Regions from separate parts of the Mus musculus genome. Here region 1 is linked to region 2. Evidence: chromatin contacts called from ENCODE Hi-C or POLR2A ChIA-PET data. All regions are on one chromosome and are shown on one strand. The core of a region is the stretch at or near the end of the contact, and the rest is flanking DNA. Distances in the headings are between cores, read along the strand shown.

What was found. Hi-C counts contacts between places; a loop is a spot of excess contacts on that map. ChIA-PET counts read pairs that join two places held with the same protein, here RNA polymerase II (POLR2A).
Region 1: a map of T-helper 17 cell shows a loop between it and region 2 (2.3-fold over the local background). The contact joins the promoter of Stap2 here to the promoter of Shd in region 2. A Hi-C loop is called at or near these places in 24 of 37 maps with a recorded cell type or tissue (CH12.LX, Patski, T-helper 1 cell and 8 more). POLR2A ChIA-PET finds 5 or more read pairs at or near these places in 5 of 5 experiments (Patski and embryonic stem cell).

Annotation. Positions count from the first base shown.
Region 1 is chr17:56,005,982-56,009,832 of GRCm38, reverse strand. Stap2 (signal transducing adaptor family member 2) reads left to right here and starts at 1,697. Exons shown (of 14, transcript NM_145934.3): 1 at 1,697-2,416. Mpnd (MPN domain containing) reads right to left here and starts at 632. Exons shown (of 13, transcript NM_026530.5): 1 at 577-632; 2 at 247-503. The coding sequence starts at 583.
Region 2 is chr17:55,968,634-55,972,541 of GRCm38, reverse strand. It overlaps Shd (src homology 2 domain-containing transforming protein D), which reads right to left and starts at 2,060. Exons shown (of 7, transcript NM_009168.2): 1 at 1,843-2,060; 2 at 825-1,171. The coding sequence starts at 1,103.

The DNA.
Region 1 (3,851 bases), core at 448-2,947, 38 kb before region 2:
TTTGGGCGATCATTTTAAATAACAGTACACAGTTTTGAAGCCATCATCTTCATAGAGAGCCTGGGAAGGAAGGCCTCATTTTACAGATGGGGAAGCCGCAATCACACAGATTGGTTGCCCGCGGACACACCCAGATGGCAGTGGTTATAGCTATGTGGCATTGTGATTAACACGGTTCCTCTGGGCTTCAGTTTCTCTTTATACGCTAGCAGTGGAGGACATGAACGGTCTCCGGGGGTCGCTCACCAGGTAGTAGATGGATAGCACCCCCTCACCGGGCTCCAGCAGCTCGTCTTTGAGCAGCACCCGAAGCGTGACCGCGCGCCTCGTGAGCGCGCCCCCTAGGGCCATCCCAGGCCCTGCCGTGCCGCCTCCGCTGCCACCGAGGCTGCCGCTGCGCCCTCCGCTACCCGTCCCGCGCTCGGGGTCCTCGGCCTCCGCGTCGTCCTCATCCTCCTCCGGCGCCTCCTCGGCCGTGGCCCCGGGAGACAGAGACTCGGGAGCTGCAGCGAAATAGCAACTGGCTGCAGAGGTCGCGTCCCGCTGCCCCGTCCCCGCCTGCGCGGACCATCCTACCTGCCATGGACGCTGTGTCCCGGCACAGCCTCCTCCGAGTGAACGGGCTCCTCCCCGCGCGGGGACACAGCAGTCTATTGGTTACTGAAAATGGGTGGGGAGGTTTGGCCCGCCGGGGGCGGAGGGGATACGGAGCGGTTGGGTTGTGCTTGCACTGGAGTTGGAGCGATCCGGTGCAATTTGGCGAAACTAAAGCTGGAGGTTGGGGGAGACCTGGAGAAGGAAACAGGCCCAGGACCTTCTCATTCAGGGACTAGAGATACCATACTCGAGGCCACCAGCTACTAGGTTGCAACTTTGATCCCTGAGCAGGAGTGGCTCAGCTTTCAGGAAAGAGATGGAAACCTTAGGTCTTGGGCCTGCCCACGCGCAGTTAAAGAAATGAGGGAAGACCTTGGGACACAAGGGAAACTGAAGCAGATGGTGAACTAGAGGGAAAAACAGACTCAGGACGCCGCCCCCCATCCCCTGCTCTCAGGGGGACTATACTCCCTTAGTGGGGCTGCATCCTGGAGCTCATGATTCCCTCAGCCTACAGCAGCGATGAAGGAAGCTGCTAGTGAGGCTAGTGCGCTAGCTAAAGGCAGAGCCCTTGATGGTTGGGAGCAGGGAAGAAACAGGTTTGTAAGAAATGTAGAGCCGCTTTAGGAAAGCAGCTGCGCGTTATAGCTGGATCGAAAGGTCTGAGCCTGGCCAGCTTTAGCCTTTCTAGGGTTAACTCAGCCCAATGGCAGTTCTCATCAGCCAATCACCAGGTGCCTCCAGCATCCAATCAGCGACAAGGGATGGTTCCCACTCAGCCAATCGGCGTTCACGTGTAATCAGCGAGCGGGAAGGGGCGGTGTTACTAGGCGCCCAAGGCCCTGGGCCTTTGTTCTCATCCTGATTTGTCCTTCATCACAGATTACCCCAACCCAGGGAGGTCTGAAAATCCGGGTGGCCTCAAACTGGGGAAAGAGGCAGGATGCTCTGGAAAGGTCTGAGTAATGAGAATCATTCTTTTTTTTTTTTAAGATTTGTTTATTTATTTATTATATGTAAGTACACTGTAGCTGTCCTCAGACACTCCAGAAGAGGGAGTCAGATCTCGTTATGGATGGTTGTGAGCCACCATGTGGTTGCTGGGATTTGAACTCCTGACCTTCGGAAGAACAGTCGGGTGCTCTTACCCACTGAGCCATCTCACCAGTCCGAGAACCACTCTTCCCTTAGCCCAGGCCACCAGACTTTGGGCTCCATAGTTTACCGCTTCCAAGTCCCGGCACAATATGCAGGTCTAACCATCTTGTAAACAGGCAAAGCCTTGAGAGAGGCTCCAAGTTCTGCTCACTGGACGTTTTCATCCTGTTTATCTTCCACCTCGATCCAAAAGGGACTTTTCTATGATGTAACTACTGCCACATCCTATCCTTGCGCTACAACAGTCCTTGGCTCCCGGCTAATTTTTCTTTTCCTTCCTTCCACTTGCAGTGATCCTCCTGCTCAGCCCCCTCCTGCTTACGTCATAGGCTTGCATCCCCACACCTAGCTCCCCTGTGGCCTTTGACACTTTGAAGCAACTACTGTGGCTTGACAATGTACAGAAACCTAAAGATAACATTGGTTGAAGATAAAGGAAGGTTGTGCCACTCACAGCCACTATCTGGGTCCCCATCTCCACCCTTTTACCTGTGTAAAGTCCAGGTGCCCTAGCTGGGAACTGAAGAAAATGAGTTCACAATCTGTTCTGCCTTTGCCTTTTGAAAATAGCATCTCGCAGGGCAGTGGTGGCCTGTGATCCTAGCACTTGGGAGGCAGAAGCCGGTGGATTTCTAAATTCAACGCCAGCCTGGTCTACAGAGTGAGTTCCAGGACAGCCAGGGCAATTCAGAGAAATCCTGTCTTGAACCTCCGCCACCCCCCACCCCCCCATCCCCAAAATAGCATCTCAGGCAGACCGCACTAGACTCAAGTTACTATGTAACTACGGCTGCTCCGGTCTCTTCCTCCCAAGTTCTGGGAAAACCCAAATGTACTACCACGCCTGGCCAAATTTACAATTACACACTGATCAATTGTACTGGAATTGACCTTAGAGCCTTGTCCTAGCCAGGAGCCAGGTACACTACCACCACAAGCCAGGCGCCCAGGCCCTCTCAAGACCGTTCTTAGTGGGGGGCCTGGGGGCGTGGTCAGGGCAGAACCTCAGCGCAGAATCACACTGGGAAGGGCTGTGTGTAACCGATAGAGCACTTACTCAGGTTGTGCAAAGGGCTTGAGTTGCTTCTACAGCGACAAGGGGAAAAAAAAAAAAAAAGTAGAAAGCTAAAGAAATAAACTGACTTGGTTTGCGGTTTGTTATAAAATTTCAAAGTACCAAAAGCAGTGAACGTCAGGCCTGCTGTCCCGCACCTGTCTGTCATTTCAGCACTTGAGAGGCTGAGGCAGTTAAAAATCAGCTTGGGGGGCTGGTGAGATGGCTCAGCGGTTAAGAGCACTGACTGTTCTTCCAGAGGTCCCGAGTTCAAATCCCAGCAACCACATGGTGGCTCACAACCATCTGTAATGAGATCTGAAGACAACTACAGTGTACTTACATATAATAGATAGATAAAATCTTTTTTAAAAAATCACTTGGGCTATGTATCGAGAGTCAAAAAACAAAAATCAAAACCACCACCACAGGGCTGGAGAGATGGCTCAATGGTTAAGAGCACTGGTTGCTCTTCCAAAGATCCCAAGTTCAATTCCCAGCAACCACATGGTGGCTCACAAGCATCTGTAATGGGATCCGACGCCCTCTTCTGGTGTGTCTGAGACAGTGAGTGTACACACACACACACACACACACACATAAATAAATAAATATTTTTTAAAAAACCCACTACCAAAACAAAAACCTAGACATGGTGGTGCACACCAGACATAGCAACACTCAGGAGACAGGAGGTTCAGATGTTCATTCTAAGCTACTTAACTGGAGGCCAGCAGGGCTACAGGAGACCATGTCTCAATGAAGCAAAAGAAAGAAAACTAAAATTAAATAACGGAAGTACTTAGATGTGAGTGTGATAAGGGCACTCTGGATACACAGGCTGGGAATGATATCAGTGTAGGGGTTGGTGATGTGTCCTAGTGGGAAAGGGCTCTTGGCACCAAACCTGATAACCTGAATTTAATCCCTGGGACCTACAAACTGTCCTCTGACCTCCACACCCATACACTCAGTAAATGTAACCAAAAAAATAAATTAATTGATCTATATATTGAGTGTGTTCAAACAGAAGAGTGCTGAG
Region 2 (3,908 bases), core at 811-3,310:
CCCTTAAGCCCTTAGTAAGGATATCGGCCTACTTTACAGGTGAAGAGACAGAAGCACAGAGAGAGTCACACAGGGTCACACATGAGTACGAGGCAGGCCTTGATCCCAGTGTGTCTTGTCTCTCTGTGTTCCTTACTTCTCTTATGCCTTCCAGAGATTTGTGGGGTAAGAGGACTACAAGTTTTAGAGCAGCTTGGACTGCACAGGGAGAACCTGTCCCCAAACCAAACCAAACCAAACCAAACCAAACCAAACCAATCCAAACCAAACCAAACCAAACCAAACGAAACCAACAGAGCAGTGGTTCTGGACTTTCCTAACACCGCAACACCCAACCATAAAATAATTTTGTTGCTATTTCATAACTGTAACTTTAAAAAATGAATTATGATTTTTAAAATTTATTATCTGTGTTTTCTGATGGTTTTAGGCAACCCCTGTGAAAGGGTCATTCGACCTTAAAGGGGTCTCAGCCTTCGGTAAAACCAAGCAGGGCATGCACCAGGTCCAGCTTCCATCAGGCACAGCATAAACAGTGACTGTGACACATGCCTGTCATCCTGTGACACACACTTCAGAAGTACAGGCAGCAGGAGGATCAGGAGTTCAAACTCATTGTAGCTAGTTTTAGGTCAGCCTGGGCAATGTTGGACCAGGTCTCACACAAACCAAAAACAACACCTACCCTCTGTCTCCCTGAAGGGAGAATGGGCCGAGGGGGATAATGGCTAGCCCAGAAGATCTTGGACTCCCCAGGGGGCGGGGGATGAGGTGGGGAACCCAGGGTGATAGGGACAGAACACCCGTCCAGGTCCTCCACGCACCTCTTCCCCCGGGCTCCCCAGCAGAGCCTTGGCTCTGGCCATGTCTGCAGCCTCCACCTTGATCAGCCGGTGCCTAGGAGAGTTGTACTTGGGGTCACCGGACCCGGTGACCTCTGGCTCAGCGCGGCCATTGGAATCCTCATAGGGGTCCTCGAAGTCCAGGTCCTTCTGTTCGCGGTAGGCCCGCAGGATGTCGCTCTCGGTGTAGTCGGGGGTGGGCGGCTGCGGAGGCGGCCTCCGGCTGCCCAAGTTCAGATAGTCTCGGAGCCACTTGGCCATTGGTGCCCCCAAAATATGCTGGTGTCAAACAAGGACCTTCATGCCTAGCTCTGCAGCTCGTCCTGGGGCTGGGGGGAGGAAGGAGGGGAGAGAAGAGGAGGGGGAGACAAAAGGGGGGAGGAAGAAGGGAGAAGAGAGAAGAGGAAGAGGACAGGAAGATTGGAGGTCAGAAGTCCTTGGCTGGGCTCAGAGCAGAGGGGGCAGCAGGTGGCGACCCTGGTGCTGCAGGCCAAGGGTCTGCGGGAACTGCGAACTTTAGGGTCCGTGTTGCAGGTGTGATGTCAACAGGGCTGTTTCACATTACCCCTTCAGCTCCATGCATAAAGTTGTCAGAGGCTGAGCCACTCCAGAGGGTCGTACTCCCTGTGGGGCTGCTGTCCGATCCCGCGAGCCCCACCAGTCCGAATTACCCAGATTTCTTGACCCCTGATCCTTCACACCCCGCCCCCGTCACACCTCCAATCCTTTATCTCCATCCCTTAATCTCTGAATCCTTTAATTCCATCTCCAGTATTCCTTAATCTCCAGACCCCTCCATTTCCTTTAACCTCCCGGTCCCCTAACTCCTGCTCCACACCGCCCCCTCAATCCCTTAACCTCCCCTATCCCTTAACCGCCTGCAGCCGCCGCCACTGCACAACAAAAGGGACTTAAACCACTGAGTCCAGGCCCGGGTTCTCAGGGCCACCGGAGGGGCGAGAACACCCGCGTCCCATTGGGTCCCGCCTTGCGGACAGACCTGCAGACCTCAGACCTTCTGTGGCTCCGGGGTGGAGACAGCAGGACTCGGACCCTGGAGGATCCCGGAGGACGAGACCACCGGCGTGGGGACCGAGTTGCCCTTGGGACCAGGGCCGGGCAGGGATTGGGCGAGAGGCCCGAGCATCGCGCAGGGTCGCGGCTGGAGGTGGCGCAGGGCGGGAGGCGTCGTCCGTCACCGCTGCGTCCGTCCGTCGCTTTGTGCCGGGCGAGGGGGAGGGGTGGGAGGCGTCGGCAGCTGCGGGTCCGCGAGCGGAGGGAGGGAGGTGGGCTCAGACCTCAAGGGCTGCAGATGGAGCTAGGAGGTCGAACCCCAAGGAGAGACAGGCGGGCAGTAGTCAGCCAGAGTGACCCAAAAGCCATGGCCAACTGTCTGTCCGCCTTAGTCTCCCCAACTGGTAATCGGTGCAGGAGGCATTGACAGCAAGAGTTACTGCTAAGGGTCTCATGTAGCCCAGGCTGGCCTCCAACTCACTTGCAGCAAAGGATGACCTCGAACTCCTGATCCTCCTGCCTCAGTCTCCCAGCATTTAGGGATGACACTCCAGGCTTTGTGCATACTAGCAAGCGCCCTACCGACTGAGACGTTGAGGTTGGCGAAACTGAGGCATAGAAAGGCTTTGTGTGTGGAGCGAAACTCAAGCCACCCATCTGACCATTTGTGCCTGGACATCTCTAGGATGGCACTGGTGGCTCACAGAGAGAGCGGTCATCCTCTTGTCCACTGTGAGCTCTGTTTTCCAGGCAGAGAAACTGAGGCCTAGAGCCAGCACGGCATCTGGAGTAGGCTAAGTCCCCCTAACCACCCACTCCTATCTCTGTCAGGCAGCGTCCCCAGGGGTCACCAGATCCTGTGTGTGCTGGTGTAGTCAAGAGCTTTCTCGCATGGAGCCTGTACGTGGCAGGAATAGCAATCAGGGGGCCTGAGGCAGAATCAAACGGCACTTGACTTTCTGTCGCCTCAGAGCCTCCATTGGGGCGCGGGCGCCTGTGTGTGTGTGTGTGTGTGTGTGTGTGTGTGTGTGTGTGTGTATGTTAGCGCGCCTGCGCGTGTAAGAACAGAAAAAGCCAGAGCAGTAAACTCTTCTGATAGCGGGGAGGAGGATCATGGCAACTACCTTGGGAAAACCTTCTGGATGACTTGGAAGATGGGACGGGGGTCAGTCTGTATCACACTGACTCCGGATTATAATTCACATGCTCTATCCCTGTCGCATTTAGAAGTACAACCCAAAGGCTGGGGGCAGCTGAGAGGGTAGTGTTGGCCCCCAGCATCTTAAACCCAAATGAAAGCACAGGGAAAACATGCATGAGTGGGTTGTATAGCCTATGAAGGCCATGTAATCTGCTATACTGCAGTTCCAGAACAATCCACTTCCCTGTGCCTCTGCCAGTCCCCATGAACTAGTCCTGTCTCTGCCTCGGCCTGCTTTGGATAGTCCCCCACGGAGTCTCAGACTCCATGTACCCTGTTGGTGGCATGGGACAGAACCCTGTTCTTGTTCAGGAACAGTGTGACTGTTCCATCCTGAGGCACACACGGGGCGACTGGGGCCTCAGGGAACAGCAGGATAAGAATCGATGCCCCTCAAATCCGGGAGGGTAAGTGTACCAAAGCAGGGGGACAGAAGGGGAGGTCTTTAAGGCTGGCAGCCATACCTTTAGGCTACATAGTGAGGCCCACTCAAAAACCCAAAATCCAGGCATGTATATGTAGGGGACCAAAACACTCTGGCTGATAGGGAGGCGGGTCTTGCCTAATTGTGGTCTGGTGGCAGATGCAGGGCTTGCCTTGGGAAGCCTGCAGTCTGGAGGGTGCTGTAGGAAGGCTCCTGGCTTGAGGGAGGCATCAGGACCTTGCCTTTCCTGGTTCCCAGCCTGATGGAAGGAAGTACACATTTGGTTTTCTGAGCTCATAGTCTGAAGGAAGAGGCAAGTCACTGACTTTCAGGATCCCCAGTCTGGGGGTGAGGTCCAGCTGCTTCAGTCTGCTGGAGGAACAGTGGCATCTGGGACAAAAAGACCTCACGGATGCCATTGTAGCAT